Linked DNA regions of Mus musculus: regions 2 and 3 are each linked to region 1. A link is a loop called in an ENCODE intact Hi-C map of the cell type or tissue named here. Cell type or tissue: gastrocnemius. All regions are shown on one strand.

Region 1 (8,000 bases):
TCTATGATACCAATTAACAGCCAGAAAATACTGCCCCAAGGCTGTAACTGAGACCTCAATAGCCTTCTGTTTAATTTCAATTACATTTTTTTTCCTTGAGAGTCATAAACCTGTCAAACAAGCCAGGGAGCTAACTTCGTTTTTCTTCACCCACTTCACCGCTCCAAGGCAGAACTCAGCCTGTGACTTAATGCGACTTACTTATTTCATCCACATTTTCCAGAAATCTCTGCAAGTCTCTCTCTTGATCATCAGCCATCGCAGACACAAATCTCTAAGGGAGGCAGTATAAATTATGAAATTAATAATATAAAACACTAAACAGAACCATCGGGCTTATTATCTGTCTAAGACTAAGTGTTTGTAAATGTCGTGAATAACAGCAGGGTGAGCCATTTCCCTCTGACTGCTGTTTAAGGCCAAGGGACAGTTATTATTTGTGGCCACACTTCCGGAGAGCTGCCAGCCCTGCCTCTGCTGGGGGGAAATGCTCTACAATAATTCCTCCAAAGCTAACCACCAACCACTGTGATTTAGGGACCTGATGGCAAAGGAAGCTGGGAGAGGAGCCGACTTATTGCCAGGGCTGGGGGACGAGTGTGGTCTTCCAACTTTGGCCATGACAGGTGTGCCTAGTCGGAAGCTTGGGCCAGGCAAAGCACAGGATAAGTAGGGAGAAGACTACCTTCATGAACATGTCCACACTCCATTAAAACCGTTGCCTCCGCCCTGTTTCTGAGGATGAAGAGGAGGTGCCACAGTGCACCAGCGTCTGCTTTTCAGTACTCTACCAAGTACATTAGCTTTATTACACTTGATTTTGAATGTGAAGACTACATGATAACCTCGGAGGTACCCAAAGGCGTATCCACACAACCTAAAGATCACCAGAAGGATAAACTTCCCCAGCCTTGGCCCACAGCGAGCCGCAGCTCGTTTGGGAGCGCCCCCTAGGTATGCATATTTTAAATACACTATACTGTGGTTCCAGCTTGCAGACAGGCGGCTTGGTAGTGCAGTCAGACAACTGCGAACTAAAACTTTGACATGCACAATTAGCCCGTGAGTCCCAGTTTCTCCGTCTACGTTATGGAAATCATAATGCGAACCCAGAGGACACCACGGGTCTGACTGTAGCACCCTGAACGTGGATGCGTGATTAGTCAGGCTTCTTTTATCTAGAAAACAGCCTTGGCATATGGCTCAAACAGCTAACACTCCCTAGGAATGAGATTCACATCGGGGGTGGGGGTGGGGGTGAGGTGGGGGGTGGAGGAGGGAATTAACTCGTGCAGAGCTACAGGCTGGCCTGAACCAGGCGCTTCATGGACGGAGAAAGCCAGTCTTTCTGGAACAGTACACCCAAGCCAGAAGGGTCAGCAGGAACGCAGAGCCAAGGCTCCCTGGAAAGGAGCAGAGCGGCGGTGGGGTGGAGGACCCACACCCGAGCCCCACCCTTCGGTACTACACAACTCCATGGAGGGAGGGCGGGGACAGCTGTACTGTTGCCAGGCAACCGCTCCCCAGCGTCCTGGCCCTGTGCTTCCAGGGTTGGTCTCAGCCTGCAGCTGGTACTGGATCAAACTCAGGGCCCGAGTCAGTGGCCTCTGTCAACTCTAAGCCCAGGCCAGGAACAGTTCCAAGATAGATTCCCCACGGCCACCCGGCTAGACTGACCTTTAGTGCCCAGGATCGGACGGGAAGTGGAAGCTGAGGACAGGCTGTGACTGGCTTTCGCTGGGGAGAGGCGGGGCCTTGGAGAGGGCGGGGCCTCTCGTGACCCAAAGAACGCGCTGCCCCGTTTGAAGCTGGGATGTCCCACCCAGAAGCAAGTTGGTGCCGGCTGGTCGCTAAAGCAACGTCAGTGAAAGCCCTTCCACTCTGGAGCCGCGAGGGTTCTCCCAGTTGGTTTCATATCTTTAGTCCCATAATGTAAAGGCTCCATCCAGCGTACTTCGGTGTGAGTCCAGGTTTGTTTTTAATGACCAATGTATGGCCTCCAAGGCAGTACCGTCTCTTTGATTCTCAATTTTTCTCGTAAATGAAATGGAAAAACGACACTTTTCCGACAAAGCTATGGTTAAGGGGGCTGGATCCTATCTAGCTACAGAAGTGAGTGATATACAAACAACAGTAGGATTTAGGGTAGAGAGAGCACATCACAGGGAATGGAAGAGTGGTGAGTCCTGAGCTCTAAAATGTGGGTAATGTAGATCAGTCAAAACCAGAATCTACAAAAAAGTGCCTGAGGCTAGCCAGTGGCCAGGCAAGAACCCAGGTAAGAAGAGGCGATGGGAGTTCCAGAACTACTGGCCGAAGAAGGGACAGACTCACTTGCACCCAGGACTGCCTTGGATAGTGATGCTCAGTAGCCACAGACTGGCTGGCTGGTGCGTCTTCAGAAGCTCTTTCTGTCTGACGGCTTCCATTCCTGTTGCTATGGAGTGCAGCTCTGCCCTCCCCAGTCCCATAAGCCCATGTGTTATAGGACTAGTTCCCATTCCTTAGGACCAGAGGTTTGCCTTTGTTTTGTCTTTTTGTTTCTAGCACGTGGACTTAGATGAGCAAATGTGCCTACAGAAACTGTCAAGTATGCTATTCCGGATGGAGAAAGGATAAGAGAGTTGACAGTTTGCATCAGGCTTCCAAGGGCCATCTGTCCTGAAGAGTAAGATTACAGTGGTACAGTCACAAGCCACTTTGCGGGGACAAATCTTACACTTGATAGATTACTAGGGTTTTGTTTTGTTTCACTTTGCTTCTTTAGCTGGTCTGTGTGTGTGTGTGTGTGTGTGTGTGTGTGTGTGTGTGTGTATGTGTGTGTGTGTTTTGGATGCTATACCTTTCTGTGGCCCTGCATAGCCCAAAATTCACTTTGTGGCCCAGGGTGTCCTCGAGCTCAAGGTGATCCTATTGTCTCGGGTGCTGGGATGGCAGGTGTGTGCCACCAAACTTACCTCGGATTGGTCAGAAGTCCTAAGTGACCCCAGAAAGTCAGTCACCTGGCAGCAAAGAGTCTCATGCTCTTTTGTCCAGGCCTATGTAGATTTTACTTTTGTGCCCTGGTAACTTGATATGGCCAGTGTGGTATACAGATAAGCAACTGTGAACAAGAACCTTCAATAACCCGAGTGTGACTCATTGACTATGCCCCCCCACCCACCCAGCAGTTAGCCAATGGAGGCCTGTGTGAGCATTCACAGAACCCAGTCTACCTTTGATTCATAGAAGAGTAAGCAGTAGACCCGGCTGATAAGGGGGTCAACATTTTGGGTGGCTTTGTTGCCTCGGCATAACATGCTCAGCCACTCTGACCACGTGTTCTTCACTTGATGCTATGCCAAAAATCTAAGGGTGCTGTGGGCGAATCTATGCGGATCAGGATGACTGTTGTTAGATTTTAAGGGTCAATGTCTGTGTGTCCTCCCTCCAGCACAGTGGTTTACGTGTGCAGAGACTTTCAAAAGCATTAGTGAGCTGTATTTCAAGGATGAGTTTACTTTACGGAGCTTAAATCCCTTGCGCGAGACTCCAGTTTTGTGGTTTATGCCTTCAATAAAAAAACGGGGGAACATTTGGTCATCTTCCACTGTATCGTAAATCTGAGACTCAGATTAATAGAAACCATTGCTACTCCTTCCCTCAGCTCGCTCCCCACCGTGCAAACCATCCTAACTCCTTGCATTTTCCCATCAATTATATTATACAAGCTCAGAAGAGAGTGGGAAAAAAAGTTCTCAGCCTCATGCAGAATGAAACAAACTACCTTTGCCTGTGGAGACAAGTCCACCAGAATCCAGGAGCCAAACTACAGCCTGCCAGACAAGACCCTCGGCTGCAGGAGCCAGCTAGCCTGGCAGCTTTGGTTTCAAGATTCTGAGAGAAGGGTTTGTCCAGGCCTCCCCAAGAAGAATCACTAAATACTGCCTCATTTCTTTCTCCGAACCACGTGTCCCTACAGGGAAAGAATCTGTTAAGCTGAAAATCCCTGCCCCTTGGATTCCCCTGTTATCTTTTCTGTTCTAACTCGCCACTGTAGAGGAAGGAGTAGTTTTCAGGATCGCAGGTTCATGTGTCTGCAGGAGACAAGAGTATCCCTTGATATTTCTGTGCTGAAATGATGGTGTGGAAAATATTTGCAACAACCACAATAGCAGTCCCGTGTGCCAGGCATACGTATGACTTCATGTAAATGTTTTGTTTATTCCCATTTCTTAAGTCAAGAACACACAGATAAAAGGGACCGAGATTTCTCAGGGGCCGAGCAAGACCTGAACCTTGGTCTGTGCCCTCAAAACTCCCCCACTTGACTGCCCTGACTCCTATGTACACCCATGTGGCAGACAATGCTGTCAGCAACCCCCCTGCGAGTTTCCACCTAAGCTTATGGTTTCCTCCCTGGGCATGCCAAGCAGACTGCTCCATGCTTGTCAGAGACTGGTCTAGCTTCCCCTCTGCTGGGAAGTGTCTGTGACTCCATTAAGAAAGCAAGGTGAATCCACCAGTGTCTTTCTTTAGAGACTTTACTGTGGATCAAGGGACTTATATTCTAGAAAAGGCCAGCAGGAGCTCCCATGCCAGATGGGAGTGGCGCCCTATCCTGCCTGCTGTGGAGTAGCACTGCCCTCTTGTGGGCGGAATGGGTATGACTAGCCAGTGCAAGGCAGGACTCGGCACAGGGTCGGTGCTCAGGTGTTCTTGTGCTTCTCCTGCAGTTATTTAGTGCTAACCGAGCACCTCCTGTGTGTGCACACCTGGTGTCCTAGTTTGGGTTTTATTGCTATAAAGAGAGACCATGACCAAGGCAAACATTTAACGGGGGCTAGCTTACACGTTCAGAAGTCCAGTCCATTGTCATCATGGCAGGAAGCATGTCAATGTTCCCAGCAACAAGGCCACACCCACTCGCGAACAAGGCTACACCTCCTAGTAGTGCCCCTCCCTGGGCCAAGCATATCCAGCCACCACACCTGGCAAGGCTCTTTTTTTGTATGGCTGCTTTGCTGAGACTGCTTCTCTGGAGAGTGAGCTAAAGCCAGCAGTTCAGGATGTTGAGAAATTTAAGGGTGATTAATTGCTTATTTGAGGCACAAGTCATCCATCTAAGGTGAGCGTTCACACTCAGAAAACTGAAGACACATCGCCTTCGTTCCCTGGAATTTTCTCCACCATCGAGGTTTGTGGGACAAAGGCACTTCACAGAATTGCCAGATGCCACAAGTCACACATAGTCCGGATGTGGGTCCCCTTTCAGTTGCCAGGGACGGTTGGAGACAGGTGTTGCCAGGGAGCAGTGTCTCTTGACTTTGTGTAAGAAGTTTGATATTACATTAGAAGCACGTGGCAGAAACTATCCCTGCTTCATTAGTTAGAGCCAGATGCCTCTCCTTTCCCATCTTTTTTGTCTGTGAATTTCTGCAATGCTGCCATCTTGCTTACATATGGTCTTAAGTTACTTAGTCCGGCATCATGTCAACACCCAGCCGCTGCCACATTCTGAGGACCCCTTAGTAGGGGCTCACACATGACACTCTCGGGAGATGCTTTCCCCATCCTCCCAACAGCCGACAGCAGAGGCCCTCAGGGATACTTATGTATACGCTTGCCTCGGATAAGTGTGTATTTTCGAACCACGTTGTTTTCATAATTATTATTCATTATCCTCCCATTTTTAAGCCAATTTGCTGTGCCGTGCCACACACGCTCGTTAGCGCAGAGAAGCATGCGTTCTTCTGTGTGTGGCATTCCCACTCACTCACTCAGCCACACCATCTTAGAGCCTTAGTTCCCTTTATACTTTGCAAGAGTTTACTCTCCTAGGTTGTTAAAATTTCCGAAGTGCTCCTTGGTGATTCATAAACGTCGGAGCAGTTGGCATTCTAACTGGCAACAACGCGTGAGAGCACCAGGGTCCTCGCTACCGCTGAGGTTCAGACGGTGAACGGTCTGAAAATGCACCCAGGATAAATTGTTCTGCGTGGGTTTCACATTTAGACTGAAACCTCTTGTTTCTCCCCACACGGGTGCTTTCCAGATCGCTCAAGAAGTGTTAACAGAGAACAGCATGTTCTCACGCAGCGCTTCTTTCCTTTTTGTACAGTCCTGAACCATCTGCGCCATTGGGGCCGTTAAACCAGGGCTCTTAACCTGGGGTCTGAGAGTCTGTAGATACAGTTGAAAGTCTCTGAGCTTGATTATAATTATAGGTGATAAAATTGTTCAAATTTCTGTTCTTTTAACAATATAACTGCTGCTTAAGGATTTTTTTTCCCAAGCAGCTCACTGAAGCCTAGCACTTGTAGTCAATGTCAGTACTGGCCCACCGCACAGCCATGACGTCACTAAGGCACGGCAGCTGGTTGACTCACCCTGGTTACTAGACAAGCTGCTACAACTTGCATTTGAATGTGCTGATTAGGAAATCTGTGTGTTACTATGCTGCAAACTCCACTTAAAGTTTTTAGTAATTGTAAATCAATATGTATACTTCCCTATTCGTTCCAGGTTATCTTATTTTAAAATGAATATATTAAGTTAAAAATATTTTTTCATTTTCCCAGCACTTGGGAGGCAGAGGCAGGCAGATTTCTGAGTTCGAGGCCACCCCAGGATAGCCAGAGCTACACAGAGAAACCCTGTCTTGAAAAACAAAAACAAAAACAAAAACAAAAAACAAAAAAACAAAAAAAACCCCAAAACCAAAAAACAACAACAAATAGCAACATATTTTCAAGAAAAGGTCTCTATACACCACTTGGCATCCAGAGAGCCAAAGCAGGAACACTGTTTAGGATGCCTTGGTTTGCATTACAGGTGAATTCTGAATAAATGTGTATACTACTCACTCTTAGGGTAGAGCCAGATACCCTTCTTCTTCTTGGAGTCTATTGGTCTATACTATCGCTATTCCGATTGTGGAAAGTAAAGAAAGGTGATAGATAGTAATTTGATAGGGAAGAGACTTGGCCCATACTAGGTTTGCAAGGGGCCTGGTCAGTGGCACCAGCAGTCATCTGCACTGATATCACACAGCTGTGAGAAAGGCCCATCACTTCTAGAACATTCCTAGAAGTTCTAGGACATCACTTCTAGAACATTCTCTAGAATCTGTAACTCTGGTCCAATTAGGAGGGAATGAACCCGGAGCCCAAAAGGAAGGTCATTCTATAGATCTCTGACCAACGTCTTCACAGATGACAAGTTCATCAAAAGCAAGAAAGAAAAAAAAAAACGGAGAAACGAGGGCTAAGGGGATGTGACACCATGCTCTGGCTTCCACCATGACACTGGTGGACAAGCTGGTGACTGTCCCACGAAACCTGGAGTTTACTGTGTCAGTATTACAGCCACACAGTTTTCCACTTTTCAAAAACCTTCCCTGGTTTATGTGAGCATTAGAAAGATCCAGGCGACCTATTAGAAGACTGCTCTATTATTGAAGTGTCTGTAAGTCTTTTCCAAAATTAAAGTTTGGGGACAGGGCGAAGGGAGTCTTTAGGCTTCTGGTCCTACACTAGCATCTCTCACAACTTTGACTCATTCATTCATCTTTCACTCATTCAACAAAGGTATTAATCAGCTCTGGGGCACACCGGAGACTCGACAGCAGGGAGAAAACTGTGCTGAAGATCTGAGAATGATGGCCCAAGGAGACTATGATCTTCCGTGCAATCCTGGAAGAGGTGGTGTTAGAATGTTAGGGAGTGAATTCTTCAAAAGAGTTTTGTTTGCACTCATTCAACACAGCAGGAAAGAGAGAAGAGACTTGGGAAACTGCAAGAGAACAGGGCAGGACTCTGTGGGCCGAGAGGAAGAAAGGGGATTCTGGGTAGTGTAGTCCTCAGTGAACCACACCATTGGCCTGTCTTCTGATCACTCTGTGTAAGGAAGCCTCAGGGTTGGAGTCTGTCGTGTCTCTGCTTCTAATCCTCAGCAGAGCTGCTGTGTTCCAAATTGTTTCCTGTGACATCCCCAGGAGAAAGTTGGGCCAAGAGAGCATG
Region 2 (8,000 bases), 240 kb before region 1:
GTAGCTGGCCAGTGAGCCTCAGGGATATGACTATCTCCATTTCTCCTCCATCTCTCCATCTCTGGGTTATGAATGAGTGTTACCATACCCAGCAGGTTGATGGGTTCTGGAATGTGCCATCTACCCCGACTGAGATTTTTACTCTTTAATCCCAGATCCTGCTCAGCAGGTAGCTGAATTCTGAATCAGCTCTCTAACATTTGACCTGCCATTTCTCGGCAATCATTCCCTCTGCAGATAATAAGGGGGGCAAGCAAGCCAGAAAGGGGCTAGGTGAGGGACCTGGCTGAGGATGCCAGGCCTCTTACTGCAGGCTGGTGTTGACTGGCTAATCTTCTCTCTCTGGATGTGATCACTGAAGCTGTTGTCTATCTTACGATGCAAGTCACACATCTCCAGCTGTGATCTTAGATGAACAAAGATAATAATTTTTTAACTGTTCATCAAACAAGTGCACCCGAAAAATAACTGAGCGGCGTCAGGTGTGAGGGGTCCTTGATGGACTCTTGCCAGCTTCCACCACGCCTGTAAGTGGCTCATCTCAAGCATCTGTGACATTCACCTGGGGTGGACCTCAGGCACAGTTTTTTTTTTTTCCTCTTTAGAAAGCCAAGTGTTTGCTTCTCTCCAGCTTCCTCTCACAGCGTTTTTTACTTGAGTTCTGACTTTGTCCTAATAAATCTCTTGCCCCTATCTCCAGGCCGTGCAGTTATCCGAGGACCCGCATAATTCAGGTGTTCAGTGCCGTGTTATCTTCTGGGCCAAGACATTTGACATCATCTTAACAACCATTTTTTTTCCTACCAGCATTTTTGAAATCTCTTTTCAGTCTTTGCTCTAGATTTTCTAACCTGGGGATCATTGTCCTCCCCGGAAAGAGAGAAAGAAAGTAGGTGAAGGGCGTTGCCCTTTGCTACTTTAAGCCATCCATATTAGTGCAGAGAGAACAGTTGACTGCAGTTTTTTCTAAACCCTTACCCTATGCCTCTGTTGTGTTGTTGTTTGCCTGATAGGGCATCTTTGTGTAATCCTTACAGCCAACCAGAAGGGTAAGAGATATTTTCACAAACAGGGACACCGGGTCTCACTCAGGAAGGTTAAGAGCATTGCCTGAGGTCACATGCTTGGCATTTACAGCAGCTCCCATTTGAATCTCTTCTCTATTCATCACCCTGAGTCTCCCCCAAAAGGCCTTTTATGGCGGTGTCTCGGCTCATTTTGAGCTCTAGCTTTCCTGACATTATTCTTAAAGGTCTGTGTCACTCCTTTGTATTCATCCTGGGTAAGCAGGTTCCATCCAGAGCAGAGTCATTTGCAACTGTACTGTCAGAATTTCATTTTTAAAGCCAGCCTTCAGGGCTGGTCGTCCCTGAGTGTATCGGGTCATGGGATCAGCCTGTCTTTCCTCTCAAGGTTTTGTAGTCTGTCCGTGTAAAGATTTGGCTTCACATCGGTCCATGCCTAATTCCTCTCCCCATGAATAATTTGAGCTCTCAGTATTCTGGGTCCCACCCCTTCTCTGGTCAGTGCATCTTTGCTAGAGCAGAGTTAGTTTCTAAATAGATGTTCCTCCGACCTCAGCAATCTTAGATATTAAACATGATTTGAAGCAAACCATGATGATATTACAGGCAGTAGTTGCTTTTACCTGAGTGATAGCTCCTTCAATGAGGAGTTTATGTAAATACAGTGGATTAGGTAAATCAGTTTGGGGAGGTGAAGTTTTAAAAATAGGAATATGGAGTGTGGGACGGTTTACAAGGACTCACTTGGATCCTCCCCTCTTTCTCTCTCCCTCCCTCCATCTCTGCCTACCTTCTCTGTGCATGTTTATGCAATAACAAATGAGTAAGGGCCTAAGCAAGAGTCCTTTCAGAATGTACGGGCAGAGAACGTAGAACATGGGATGGCTTTATGCAAGGCTGAGAATAACGGAGTGGGCATGAGTGTGGAATTGGTTTCGGAGACACATAGATGTAGGTTTGAGACCTTCTCGATATTTTATTTACTTTGAAGTTTGGGTAGATTCGGAGCTTAGTTTCCTCCCTCCCTCCCTCCCTCTTTTCCTCCTTTTCTTTATTCCTTCCTGCTCTATTTCCTCTTTCTTTCTTTCTTTCTTTCTTTCTTTCTTTCTTTCTTTCTTTTTTTCTTTCTTCCTTTCTTCCTTCCTTCCTTCCTTTCTTTCTTTCTTTCTTTCTTTCTTTCTTTCTTTCTTTCTTTCTTTCTTTCTTTCTTTCTCTCTTTCTTTCTTTCTTTCAGACAGAGGCTCATGTAGCCCAGGCTGGCCTCAAACCCTTACGTAGATGAGGGTGACTTTGAACTTGTGATTCTCTGTCTCCTCCTCTCAAGGATCACACACCTATGTTACCACTTCTAGCTTGGAGCTGTGTAGTTCTCTCCTTTGTTAACTGATGACATTATCTGCTGCTCTACGTCTTGAAAGGATATTCGAAGACTAAACACAACAGTAATATATGCAAATGCTCAGCACAAGGCCTAGCAAATGGGAAAATACTCTGTCAACATTAGCTATTATTAGATGGACCGCACTGTCCTTGTTGTGAGAAATTGTTTAGATTTAAATCTATGTGTATGGCTCTGAGTAGGAAAACTTGAGTCTGTTTCTCAGCTATTTAACTTTGTTACTTTTTAAAAACACAGATGTTACACACTGTGTGTCCTGCAGCCAGGGAGACTTTAAAAGAGAGGAAACAGGAATAGATTATATTGAGAATCTAAAGAATGAGCTGGGGGTGGGGGAAGGTTGTTCTCAGCATAGAGGCACAGTGCTTGCCTGCCCTGAACTGGATACCAGGTTCTTTCCCCACGAGCCCCCAACCCTCCAGAAAAGACAGGTGCCAAAAGCTGGGGTCTTAAGAGTTGCCTTTGGGGCTGGAAAGATGGCTCAGTGGTTAAGATCACTGACTGCTATTCTAGAGGTCTTGAGTTCAATTCCCAGCAACCTCATGATGGCTCACAATCATCTGTAATGGGATCTGATGCCCTCTTCTGGTGTGTCTGAAGATAGTTACACTGTACTCATATAAATACAATAAAATAAATCCTAAATAAAAAAGAATTGCCTTTGGAAATGCAGTTCAGAAGAACATGAAATAGCCCTTCTGAGACATGAGGGGAGTCAGCAAGTCCTTTGCTTCTAAAGGGCAGACGTATTGGCCATTAAACCTCTAAGCTGGTAGGAAATGGCTCTCTTCTCTTAGGAAGGGGAGACCCTGCCACAGGAGGCTTATGAATGGAGGCTGGTTGTCTGTCCTCTTTAAACAGACAACTCTTCTTTGACAAGAGGCCAGAGGAGAGCTACCTAAGTGTTTCCCTGCCTGGTTTCCTTATTGACGCTTATGGAAGAGTAGGGCAGCTAGTCCATGTGTTTCCTCAAATGCAGCTCTGCCTTGGATTTCTAAGGCAGCACAACACTTGTTTTTAGAAAGAAAGAAAGAAAAAAGAAAACCCTGGCAGCCAGCTCAGAGGTGATGAGGTGACAGGGGTGCAATTATCACCTGTTCCCCGGCACCCAGTGTATTGTGAGAAAGGTACTGACAGCTCCCAGCTCTTTGTGTGGGGGAGCTGGAGCCCCCCACCTCTGCTCAGAACATTTGACACAGACAGACAGCTGTGGGAATGGCTTGGGGTTGGAGCGGGCGGGGGTGGCGGGGGCACGGCTCCTCCTCCCATCTCCTGAGGCTGAGAGAGTGGGCAGAAGGGCACGACACGTGTTGTGGTTCTTGAATAATTTTTAGAAATAATATCCCGCTAGATACTCCTTAAGAATCTCCTCAGGGTGCCAGACCTGGAAAAAAAATCAAGAAAAAAAATCAAGAAAAGAAACTTAGTAAAGGATGTTAAGATAAACAGACCGTTACTGGCCTGAAATCGAGGGGCAAGTTGGACGAGTGAGCTCCAGGGGGCGCCAGAGTGATTCCATGCTAAGTGGCTGCTCAGTCAAGTCCAACAGAACCAAAGAGCGAGAGGCTTGGGTTAAATTAAAAGCAGGACTCTGTTGCTTTTCTGACTCTTTATTTGTAGAGTGGGGGTAGCAGCGCCTATCCTACAGGGTAGTTACAAAGGCTCAGTTAGGTTTTGGATTAAATGCAAAAAAATGAAGAGCAAGGCAAAGGGGTAGCGAAATGACTCAACAGGGCTGCATATCCACCAGCATCAGAAGTCCGAGTTAACTCTGCCTGCATAGACAGGCCTAGCCCCGTTTCTGAGGCACATTAGTGGCTTTATAGTAAATAAAACTGGATTCTGTGGAGGCGACCCAGAGTTAATTTGTGATGACACATTGTTTTTCCTTTCAATCAACAGATCCTAATGGGTCAGCTGTTCTCTTCCAGGGTCTGTTAGTGGATTCCTGTGAGCTTCAGAAGGAAGGCCCAGGAAGGTTGAGGTAATGATGGTGGAGCACTCGACTCTTGTCGTTGCTGGGCCTGGAGATGAAGGAGGGCCCATGGGACCTGGGTAGATCTCTGATGATGCTCTCTCAGGGTTGTTCAAAGATGACAGAAAATATCTTGCAGCACCTCAGGCAGGCTCAGGCATGTGATATTGAGCTTCACAGAGGCCTGTCATTAGGCTTTCTCTAGTACCCTCTGTCCCAGGAATTACTCAGGGAGACTTCCTGGTATCTGCTGTTTGCTCTCTTTCTGTGATTTGTGTAATGGGTATGAGGGCCTGAGGCTCTGAGTCTGCAGCTGGGAAAACTTGCCTTTCAGCCTTTTAATGACCAATTGTTAGAGCAACCAGGCCAAGGGAAGATTGTCTGTTCTGCTCTTCCCTGGGCTGGGACATGCAATGCCCAGGAATTCTTTGCAGTTTTTCTTCCTGACTTCTGGGAGGGCCCCTAGAGTTCCTCACGCCAGGTCCTGCAGCCTACTCCACAGTTCTTTGGGTGTTCCCTGGGTTTCTGAGATAGATCTGGAACAAGTGGATCACCTTAGAGTTCATCTCTGTGAACCCTGAAATGAGGTGCTTTACAGGTAGGGTCCAGGATTAGAGAAGTGTGTGTGTGTGTGTGTGTAATATAAACACTACATGTATGTCAATAGAAAGACTTTCTACCCATTAGGGGGCTTTCTTAACTCTCATTACTTCCTACAGTAGGCTCCCAGGGAGGCAGACTAGCCTTTTAGAGGATGGTTTGTCTCCTGTTGCCAATAAATAAGAGATCATAGAGGACTAAACTACATCACATTCATCTTTGATCCAATGTACTATAACCATGTGATCAGTCAATCAATCAATCAATCAACCAACCAACCATCAATTGGGCAGGCAGGAAGGTAGCCAGTCAGTCAGTTGTTCAGTCAGTCAGTCAGTCAGTCAGTCAGTCAGTCAGTCATAGGACTGTGGACATTGCCAGGTGCTTGGGAGACCCTGGACAAAGGAAAAAACTGATTTTTATCTGCAGCGGAGGTGAACGAGAGTATAGACTCTTCCTTGGATCCAGGACCATCTGAGTCTCTGTAGAGAAGTCGTTGGTCCTGACCACTGGTGATCTGAGCTTCACATAGTTTTGCTGACAGGTGTGCTTGTAAAGACACCTTGGAGGAAGCCATCACACAAGTGAACCCAGCCTTCCTCCTTTCTAACATGCACCCATGCCGCTTCCTTCCTGCGTGTTTCAGTTTCACGGTCTGTGCCTTGGTTTGCCCATTCTCTCTCTGGTGTTTCCTAACAGTCCTGGTCACAACAAATTATCAACTGGGTGCTGTGCCAGGAGTTTCCATAGTTATCTGTTGCTGTTAGCTATGGCAGATAACAAATTACCTCAAACTATCATAATAAATAGTAGCTTAAGTGAACAGTAGGCTTCACATGGCCTGTTTGAGCTCTATTAGATGACTCTTTGATTCTATAAAGGACAGCTAAAGTCATTCAAGAGACATACCAGCCTGGAGTTTCATAGAGTCTGGAGTATCTAGGATGACCTTTGCCCCCTCAGGCTCCTTTCCATGTGGTCTCTCATCATTTTGATTCTATTCTATTCTTCTCGACAACACGACAGCCATCTTCCAAGAGGAAAGGGGCCTCTTGGGGTTCGAGCACTTATTTCACTAGCTGTACCTTTTGTCACTCTTGGCCATGACTTTCTGGTCACATAAGGCCTATGGCCAATATCAGAGGCACTGTAGATGTCTGTGCCAAGGACCACAAACATACCTGCCACATGGCCTTTGGAGGTTTAGTTGTTGGATGGGCAGGGTCAAGCTAGGGGGCAGAAAAGAAGTCCTGGGAGGTATACATGCCCACCACATAGTTCATCCAAGCAATAAGAACTAAATTATTCACATTCCTGCCTGGGCCTGTGGCATATACTTTCTGCCATACCAACGTGCTTTAAGGGAGTTCACAGACAAATAAGCATACCTTAGTATATATGTTCTGTGCTTGAACTGAATTTTGTTGTGACTACTACAGCATCAAAAGGGGGAAGGAATTTAAACCAAACTGAAGACTTCCACAGGAAGAAATGCTTGGATCGATCAGCAGTTGGTGCTCCAAGCACAGGCGATGACACCATTGTAGATAGAGGCTTAGGAAAGAGTGTGGCTTTAACTAGCCAGAATATTGGGTGTTCCTTCTTGTTACACATGGAAAAAAAAGGAAGGAAGGAAAAGAAGAAATGGAAGTAGGAAGAAAGAACAAAGAGAGGGAAAGGCTGAGGAAAGGGGAAAAGGGAGGGGAGGGGAGAGGGAGGCAGGAGGTTGGAGAGATGGAGGGATGAGTGAATTATGTGGGAGAGAAGACAGGAAAACCTAGAGCTTAAATTTTCTTGTACTTTATTATTTGAAACCAAAGGAGAGCATTGAAAAAGCATCCTCTCCATGCATAATGACATTTAAATTGTTTCCTATAATAAACATGTTTGTGCTTATAAAATATAAACGAGACAGCATTATCCTGGATACCACCCACCGAGCAAGGAGGCTGGTATCAAAGTGCAGTTATTATTTGATGCCAACTTTAACTGAATTGAAGGCAGTTGGAATGGGGAGGAAGGAAGGAGACAAATGAGAGGCTCTTAGGAGGCCACATGTGAGGTACTGACTTCCCACCATGGTTCTATTTCTAGTGGCCACAGATAGCCTAGCCTGACTATGGGAGCCCTTGACAGGCTGGCTGTTCATATAAAATGTGACTCTGAAAACAAGACTTTCTAGGAAGGGGCGGGACTCACTGCTTGTCTACCTGGTATTTATTTTATTTTTCACTAACGTGGTGTGTCTGATTGCCTTTATGTGCACGTGAGTGCAATGCCTTGAAGAGGGCAGAAGAGGGTGTCAGGTCCCTTGGATCTGCTGTTCCAGGCAGGTGTGACCCACTTAATGTACGTGCTGGAAGAGACTCTGTTCCTCTGCAAGAGTAGCAAGTGCTCTTAACTGACAAGTCATCTCTCCAGCCCCAGACCTCGAATATTCTCTGCAGACACATGTGGTTCCTCAGCTCCTGGGGGACCCTGGGACTTCGGAGCAGATCCCTGAGGTCCCATCCATAGGTAAGTCCTTCCTAGCTCTGACATTTTAGCTTCCCGAAAGGCTCTATCTCAGCTCCTCATCTATGAAAAGGAGGCTACTTCAGGGAGCTTAGTCGAGATTATATGGGATGAGCCTTGTGAAGTCTTACAGGAGTGCTGCGCTACACCAAGCATTTGTAAGTGGAAGCTGTAGTAGTTACCCAAGCTGTTCTTTGTCCATGCCCAGCATAGAGAAAGGGCTCATAGGGCTCCAAATCTAAACAGAAAAGGTAGGGTGTCCTTCTACAACTGTCGCTTAGACAGCTAGGCTTTCTTCTGGCTGTGGCAAATGTTACTTACTTTGTGAGCATTCTTCTCAAATTAGTTTAAGCAGATCAGAGAGAATACAGATTTTCTCTCCACTGGGGTTGGATAAGTGGAGATGAACCTTATAACATTGCACATATTGTACTTTAATATATGTGTGTATATTAAAGAACAGTATGTGCAATATTATACACACACA
Region 3 (8,000 bases), 410 kb before region 1:
TCTCCTGACTCTGGGTTCCTCCTTTGGTGTAATTATTTCCTTCAAAACCTCTCGGAATTACTTGTTGGTTTTGGTGAGCCAGTATATCATGGAAGCGTAACTTCACATAAGGACATCCTTGCCTGGACGAAGGTTTTCTGAACTGGACATTACGATGATCAATTTACGCAAAGCACTGGTGGGTTCATTGACTGTCGCTGCTGTCCCTTGTCAAGTATGAGTCTGCTCCGCAGTGTGATTTGTTCCCAGGCCCTCTTGAGAGTTGTATACATTATAATTTTAGACCCTGGCTTTGGACATTCCAAAGTTAGGGTTCAGAATTTGTAAAATACGTTTTTTGAGGGGGGTGGGCATTAAGGGCACATTACTTGTTCTTACAAGAATTACAGAAACCTCTTAAAATATTTCTTTCCAGTAAATGCCTTTCAGAGTTGAGAGTGAGTGTCTTTAATAACATGTGCTAAGGCAAAAGAGATCAAAACCCAGTTTTCTTCTCTTTTCTTTTTTTCTTTTTCTTTTTTTCTTTTTTTATAGTTTACACAAAACAATTTATTAACAGAAAATAATTTGAGAAGTCCTGTTCACAGACGGCGACCTTTGCGTGCTGTCAGGGGGATGGGGTGGCATGCTCAATCTGCCTAGTCTTCATCCCAGAGCGAGCGAGATCTCTGAGGGCGGGCTGCGCTCCAGGTCCTGGGGTCTTGGTCCTGTTTCCTCCTGTGGCCCGGAGTTTGATGTGCAGGGCGGTGATGCCCAGCTCCTTGCACCTCTGGGCCACATCCTGGGCAGCCAACATGGCTGCATACGGAGAGGACTCATCTCGGTCAGCCTTCATCTACGTCCCGCCAGTCACTCGGCAGATGGTTTCCTTGACAGATCGGTGACCTGGGCAAAGGTGTCATTGAAGGATGCAAAGATGTGGCAGACACGGAACACATTCTCTCCTTCACCACCTGAGGTCCCAGGCTGGTGACCTGCTTTTCCTTCCCCTTGCGAGGTGTCATTTCTGATCGTCGTCTCCAGACTCCTCCTTCTCTTTGCTTTTTAAAGAAAGTTAGTTTATTTCATGTATGTGCTGTCTTCAGATACCCCAGAAGAGGGCATTGGATCCCATTACCGATGGTTGTGAGCCACCATGTGGGTGCTGGGAATTGAACTCAGGACCTCTGGAAGGACAGCCAGTGCCCTTAACCACTGAGCCATCTCTCCAGTCCCCAGACCAAGTTTTCTTCCATGCTTTTTTCTCTTACTGACATCTGTGTCCCTTACTGAGGTCTCACGGATGTGCCCTTCCTTTGAGCTAGACTCTGGCTCTGTAGTCCAGGCTGACTTTGTGCTCTCCGTCTGCCCTTGGCTTCCCAAGGACAACCATGTCCCACCATGACTGCACATGGCCTCTACTTATGAGATTGCCTCATACTGCTGAGAAATTTTGGGCATGTTTTGCTATTGTGACTAAATTCTATTCTCTTGGAAGGATCCCTCTCTCCCTGCCCCCTCTTCTGAAGTACCATTCTTTCCTTCAAATGTCAAAGGGTCTGTATTGCCAGAATGCCTTTGGCATGCTATATGGGTGAAATCTAGCACCAGGCTGTGTTGTCTAGTCCTTCAGTTGGTACACATAGGTGATTTTTATTTGCCTGTATATGTGTGTGGCTTGTGTGTGTTCACACTTGTGTGTGGAGGTCAGAGGCTGCAGTTGGGCTTCTTCCTCCATTGCTCTCTGCCCTGTGTTTTGAGGCAGAGCTTGCTGGTTTGGCTAGTCTAGCTAGTCGTCTCATTCTGAAGATCCTGACTTGTCTTCTGAGTGCTGGGATTACAGGTGGGTCACCTCAGTGGCTTGGCATGGCATTTATGTGGGTGGTGCGCATCCAACCTCCTTTCCCCACACTTGCACACAAGTGCTTTACCCGTGGAGCTATCTCCCCAGCCCCAACACAGGTTTTCAGCTTAGCTTTGTGTTGAGTTTTTAAAAAAATATTTATTATGTATTCTTTTTAAAATATAGGAGTGCTCTGTCTGTGTAAACACCTACATGCCAGAAGAGGGCATCAGATTTCTCTCTAGATGGTCATGAGCCACCGTGTGGTTTATGGGAATCGAACTCAGGACCTCTGGAAGAGCAGCCAGTCTTCTTAACCGCTGAGCTATCTCTCCAGCCCCAGCCCAGCTTTGTGTGTTGAGATCTTGGTGACCATTGGCACTGCATCCGATGACACATTATCCCAGCGAGTGCTCTGGTTTGTGTCCTGTCCCCTTCAAAATGGAGGCCAGGCAGGATTTAGCTTCATGTGCTTCCAGGCAGGGACTCTCTGAGGGGTTGCGGTCTGCCAGCCTGCAGCTTCGGTCTGCCAGCCATGTCCCGAACCCTGGCCTACAGGAAACCTGGTTTTCCTCCTGTCTTGTGTTCTCTGTCTTTACCCTTTCCTTCTTAGTTCTGATTCATTCCTTTTAATCAAATCATTCTGTTTGCTTAGTCTTTCTGATCATAGAGCTAAAATTAAAAAAAAAAAAGTATTTTCTTCAGTATTCACTTGAGCTAATCTGTACTCTGCATAGTCTTCTATGAGAGGAGAGAGAAAATGGTCTGAGCCAGCTATGGTGGTTTGTTGTTAGTTGTGTTTGAGAACAAAGAAGTGGGTTTATTAAAGAGAAAAGAAGGAAGGGGCTGTTTGCACAGGGGGGAAAGTACTGTTGCTGAGAATTCACAATTTGAGGTGGCATTCTTTTCTCAGTAATTGAAAGAATGAGCTAAGGGAGGGAGCTGAAATCGATACATTGCAGGACCATTCCGGAACAGATTTCTTTTGTTCATAGAGGCTGTTCCTGTTGTCTGACAGAGACAGCAGTTTGGAGGTGGGAGGCACCGAGTCTCCTCATTCCTTTCACAGTTAAATAGAAAACCTCATCTGTAGTTTCTCAGTTGCGTAAGCTGAGCCTTGGGGGACAAGTTCCCCTGAAGTGAGCAGTCTGTAAGCCAGGACAGTGCAGGCACTTAGCCTCACCAGCCAGTGTCACTGGTAAGTGTTTTTAGTTTGCTTAGAGATGAATCATCTGATTGGACACATGGGAACTGTGGTCTAGGGGCTCATACTCAGTCTTGGAAGATCCGTGTTGGGATTGGGAGTATTGTTTGGCCTGGGTGGAGAAACTAAGAGTGTCCATTGAGGCAGTAAGGGGGCTGAGAAGGATTCATTGAGAGGATCTGTGTCCAACCAAGTGGGAAGACCCTGTTTCTTAACCAGGAGTACACAGAAGACCTTGAGAAATGAAATCCTTGAAAGATTTCCCCAAATCATCACAAACAGGAAGTTGTTCAAAAGGTAAATGCAAATAGCCTAAATCAGTGAGCCGCTTCATTGGAGCCTGGATTCCTAGCTGAACCGGCAGTCTCTGAAATGGAGACCCTCCAGATGGCGCTGTTTCCTCAGGCCTGAGCACCACAAGGCTCCCAGCTGGTGAAAGGGACGCCAAAGAACCTGTCTGCTTTCTCCTGAATTAACATTTTGGCCTTGGACAGCTCTAGAAAGGTCATCTAGACTCTGAACAGCACTTGCACTCTAAACTATTAGCTCATTTGTGAGTAAGTCAAACAATTTGATTACTGATATTATTGAAGATGAGATCTATAATTCCCTTCCCATGCTTGCAAATACTTATTAATTGAGGGTTTTTTTTTTTTGTTTTTTTTTTTTTGAGGATGGATAAGTTCCCAAGTTTTTCCCCTGCCTTTGGAAGTACACACACAAATACAAAATACTTAGGTGATCTAAATATATAGTTTGTTTAAGCTGTATGGTTGATTTTGTGCCATGGATAAATGAAAGTCTGCATAGGGGTGACAGGAGGTAGCTGGAAACCTGGGGTGGAAGTCTGCTGTACATTGGTGCAAAGTTATGTGGTTTCTGCCTTGGCTTTTCCCAATCACCAATCTGTTGTGAATATTTGTTGCCATTTTCTCCAAAAAATCAAAAAAAAAAAAAAAAAAAAAAGATAAAGCCCTAGTTTTGAGGAAATTTAGAATTATTATGATTTGGATCAGTTCTTTCACTGGGAGAAGTTTGGTTATGAATTTTGTGAAATCACAAGTTATGATAATCAGAAATAACACTGGCTATCTATCTGTAATCGCGTTCTGAAGTCTACCTAGCATAGGGAGAGAGCGGTAACTGGTGAGCTGTCTGAGCATTTCTCTCCTTCAGAAATCAGGCATCCTAGTTTGTTTAGGGCAAGAGTGGGTAGTAAGGTCTTTGCTACACCCACTGTTGAAGAAGAGATTGGCACCAGCGCTAGTGGCATGTACTCTTGCATGCTATGGACCTGCCTTTTTGTGTTTACTAGGTAGCAGATACTGTAAGTGCTGTACAAAACTCCAGAACAAAACTGTCCTGCCCTCTGGTGATTCAATTTCTCCTGGAAAAGAAAGAAGTAAATCAGGATGCTTAAAGATGGTGCTGCAGGAGCTGCCGATGCCCATGCCAATGCATGCAGGACCGTGAGGGTCAGGCTCAGTTCTACACTGCATGGAGATTCTGCCCTGCCTTGGAGCTAACTGAGCCCAGTGCATATTTAGGTGCTGCTACTGAGAGAGGAAGAACTCAGGACGGCAGAGAGGGAACAGTAGGGACAGAGGTAGCAGAAGATGGACAAGATTGGCCCTTGTAGGCATTTGAATGGTTTTCTTTTGCAGTCAGTCTCATGTCTAATGGCTTCCAAGAAACTTGAAGAAATACACTAAAAATAGCATGATGAACCTCTGTTTGTCAGTCACCTAACTTCAACAGTTACCTCATGCCCAGCCCTCTGCCATCCGTAGTGTTCCTTTCTTCTTCTACCCTTGCAAACACTGGAACACGGAAGTGAGCTTATTCCATCTGCAAGTTTTGTTTTCTGTGAGGCTTTCTCATTGTGCTCACCACAGTCCCTGTGAACTGCCTGTACCCTCTTTCTTCAAGTTTTCCTGGCTCGCCCTCTACTGGAGCACTGGCTGTTAAACCTGAAAGCAATTAACATCTGGCTCACACCCTGGCTTCCTTAGCTGTTTACTTCAGCTAAACTAATCCCATTGTTTCATAAAAGAAGAAAAGAGGGACTGGCAAAATGGCTCAGTGGGTAAGAGCACTGACTGCTCTTCCTAAGATCCTGAGTTCAAGTCCCACCAACCACATGGTGGCTCACAAACACCCGTAATGAGATCTGATGACCTCTTCTCATGCGTCTGAAGTCAGCTACAGTGTACTTATGTATAATAATAAAATCTTTGGGCCTGAGCGAGTGGAGTTGACCAGAGCAAGCAGGGCTGACTGGAGTGAGCAGAGGTCCAAAAAATTCACTTCCCAACAACTACATGAAGGCTCACAACCATCTGTACAGCTACTGTACTAGCGTACATAAAGTAAATAAATCTTTAAAAAAAAAAAAAAGAAAAGAAAAAAAGACGTACTGAGTTACAAGAGAGAACTTTGAAACACAGACTTCACTGGGATACCCAGAAAACATGGCTGCCCAGTCAGGACAGTGCTTCTGGAATCTGGTATTTGATTTAAGACAAAGCAATGGCTTTCCAAAAGTGGGTCTGGGTGGCACATTGGCAAAAGGAGTGCCCCTACTTAGTTCCAGTTTCCCCTTCCGTCCTCTGCTTTATGAAAGTTGCTTTGAATGCTTACTGGCATTTTTCACTGGCAGGGAAGCCTGCATTCATACTTGATTACAATGCTGTATGTTAACAATATGGATAACATCAAATATGTCACTGACATTGTTACAAATTACATTTCACTACCATTCTATTGCTAAGTATAGTCTCTTTCTTTAGACTACTATATCTGTATATTGTTTAAAAGATGAGAGCTGGGTGGTGGTGGTGCACGCCTTTAATCCCAGCACCCCAGAAGCAGAGGCAGGCAGAAATCTGAGTTCGAGGCCAGCCCGGTCTACAGAGTGAGTTCCAGGACAGCAAGGGCTATACAGAGGGACCCTGTTTCCAAAAAAAACCAAAAACAAATAGTCAAACAAAAAGTTTAGGACCTGTGCTTACCAGTGTTTTGAGACTGGGTCTCATTGTCTAAGCCTAGCTGGCCTGGAACTCACAGATGCCCTGGCTCTGCCTTCATATGCCACCATACCTGGCACCAACTACTTTGTAATCAGCTCTTTTGTAAAATTGACTGCAATTGCCTTGGACTGAAGTCACAGTACATCTTTTATCAAACTCTGAAAATTAGGGCACTCACTCATCTCAAGGACTATGTAATGGTTTTTGGATTACATCTGCAGCTTCTGTTATTTTTAAGTCCCAGGAGATAAAATTCATTTGGGTCTAGAATCATGAACTCATTTAAAACTCAAGTTTTCTTTTCCTATCTTTTCAACGATCTTAGACTTTGTATTCCTTTTTACCGCGTTTGTTCTGTCATTTCCAGGTTGAAGATAATTCTCTTTGATAGGGAATGTGGAAGCAAAATAGTAGCTGAATTGCCAATGTCTGTTATTTCTAAAATATCACATCAACTCTAAGCATAGCCTGGCCCTGTTTCTTCTTCTTTCACTGATCTTTAACACACACACCCTTAATAGAAATAGTTTTTAAAGAAATAAGCTTGGGCATATTCTAGACTTTTATCCTCCCAATGCAGTTTTTTACATGTCTGATGCCACTCTTATGATTTTTGCATACTAATGGCCTTTTGTAGAATTCACTGTTGGCTCCCATCTGCAGCAACACTACTATTTTTATTATGTTTTGTAAGGTCAGGTGTTTCCTTTTCCTTGGTCTTTTTAAAACAGAGCCTTGCTATATAGCTCAGGCTGGCCTCAGTCTTGTGGCTATGCTCCTGCCTCAGACTCCTAAGTGATGGGGTATAAGCATATGCTACCATGTTCTGCTCCTGGTCTACAAAGTGAGTTCCAGGACAGCCAGGGCTATACAGAGAAATCCTGTCTCAAAAAACAAAAAACAAAAAACAAAACAAAACAAAACAAAAAGCAGGGCGGTGGTGGTGCATGCCTTTAATCCCAGCACTTGGGAGGCAGAGGCAGGCGGATTTCTGAGTTCAAGGCCAGCCTGGTCTACAGAGTGAGTTCCAGGACAGCCAGGGCTACACAGAGAAACCTTGTCTTGAAAAAACCACACACACACACACACACACACACACACACACACACACACACACAAAACAAAACAGGAAGGTAATGAAAACAACTGATTTGTCATGTTTCTCTTGTAAATAGGGCTGTGTTATATGACTTGGGTTTTACAGTTAGTGCCCCCCTCCCCGTTATTTGTTTTTTTGTTTTAAGGAATAAGCATTTTATTTTAAATAAGGCAAAAATATTGCAAAGCTACTAGCAGGGTTTTGGTAGCATCCATGTGGTCATGTCAGAGTGAGCAGGAGGGGGATGGGAGGAAGGCCCTGCAGCTGTGAGCACCCTCCTCCTTGGGCCTGGTCTGGCGGGACAAATGAAGGAGAGTGATTTCTGAGCATAACACTTCTGTCAGAGCCACGTAGCAAAGTGGGATAAGTTCAGCGTGGCAGACAGGACACAGAGCGGAGGCATCCATGTGGTGAACAAAATCCCATGGTGACAAAATCCGGTAGAGGGGGAGGCTGTGCAGTTATTTTACAAAAGGGACTAATGCATCCAAGTTTGCAGTGGACCCAGAACCTGCATGCTAAAGGATCATGGGAGATCCAGATCTGCATGAGCAAAGATTGTATTCATATTTAGTCCAAGGAATCCTGTGAGGTAGCTATTGCCAATTTTGTCTTACTGATGACATAGCACAGAGAGGTGGAGTGTTTTGATGGAAGACTCACAGATGGCCATGTGATATCAAGTTCCCAATCTAGGTGTGTTTACTTCTATAACCGATGCTTTTTGTTGTTCTGGAAGAGTCTGCCTCACAAAGAGGTCTCGATCCTTTTCATGTCTCCAGATATATGAGCTTAATAATTAAATAGTAATGAAATGCCACAGGCTGGACAACTTAAAGACAGAAA

What was found. Hi-C counts contacts between places; a loop is a spot of excess contacts. Peaks named below come from ENCODE experiments on the same cell type or tissue, not always from the same donor. Only the 100,000 strongest peaks of a DNase experiment are listed, where the experiment ranks them.
Region 2: it touches region 1 in a loop (11-fold over the local background); 27 of 42 quality-filtered maps call a loop at or near these places.
Region 3: a loop joins it to region 1, with 10 times the contacts of the local background. A loop is called at or near these places in 39 of 42 quality-filtered maps.

What each region holds. Positions count from the first base shown.
Region 1 is chr9:49,484,469-49,492,468 of GRCm38, forward strand. It overlaps Ttc12 (tetratricopeptide repeat domain 12), which reads right to left and starts at 1,757. Exons shown (of 22, transcript NM_172770.3): 1 at 1,678-1,757; 2 at 202-274. The coding sequence starts at 259. In gastrocnemius, a CTCF peak has its summit at 956; DNase peaks (open chromatin) are centred at 639, 977, 1,573, 4,372 and 2 more places; H3K4me3 peaks cover 1,653 bases; H3K27ac peaks cover 1,667 bases.
Region 2 is chr9:49,243,107-49,251,106 of GRCm38, forward strand. Gm4894 (predicted gene 4894) reads left to right here and starts at 7,425. Exons shown (of 4, transcript NM_177701.3): 1 at 7,425-7,516. In gastrocnemius, a CTCF peak has its summit at 3,918 (motif pointing right); a DNase peak (open chromatin) is centred at 3,923.
Region 3 is chr9:49,078,339-49,086,338 of GRCm38, forward strand. It overlaps Zw10 (zw10 kinetochore protein), which reads left to right. Exons shown (of 16, transcript NM_012039.2): 16 at 1-435. It also overlaps a transcript of Tmprss5 not described here. Among named protein-coding and RNA genes, the nearest start is that of Tmprss5, 20 kb to the right of the region's middle. In gastrocnemius, a CTCF peak has its summit at 3,413 (motif pointing right); DNase peaks (open chromatin) are centred at 689 and 3,420.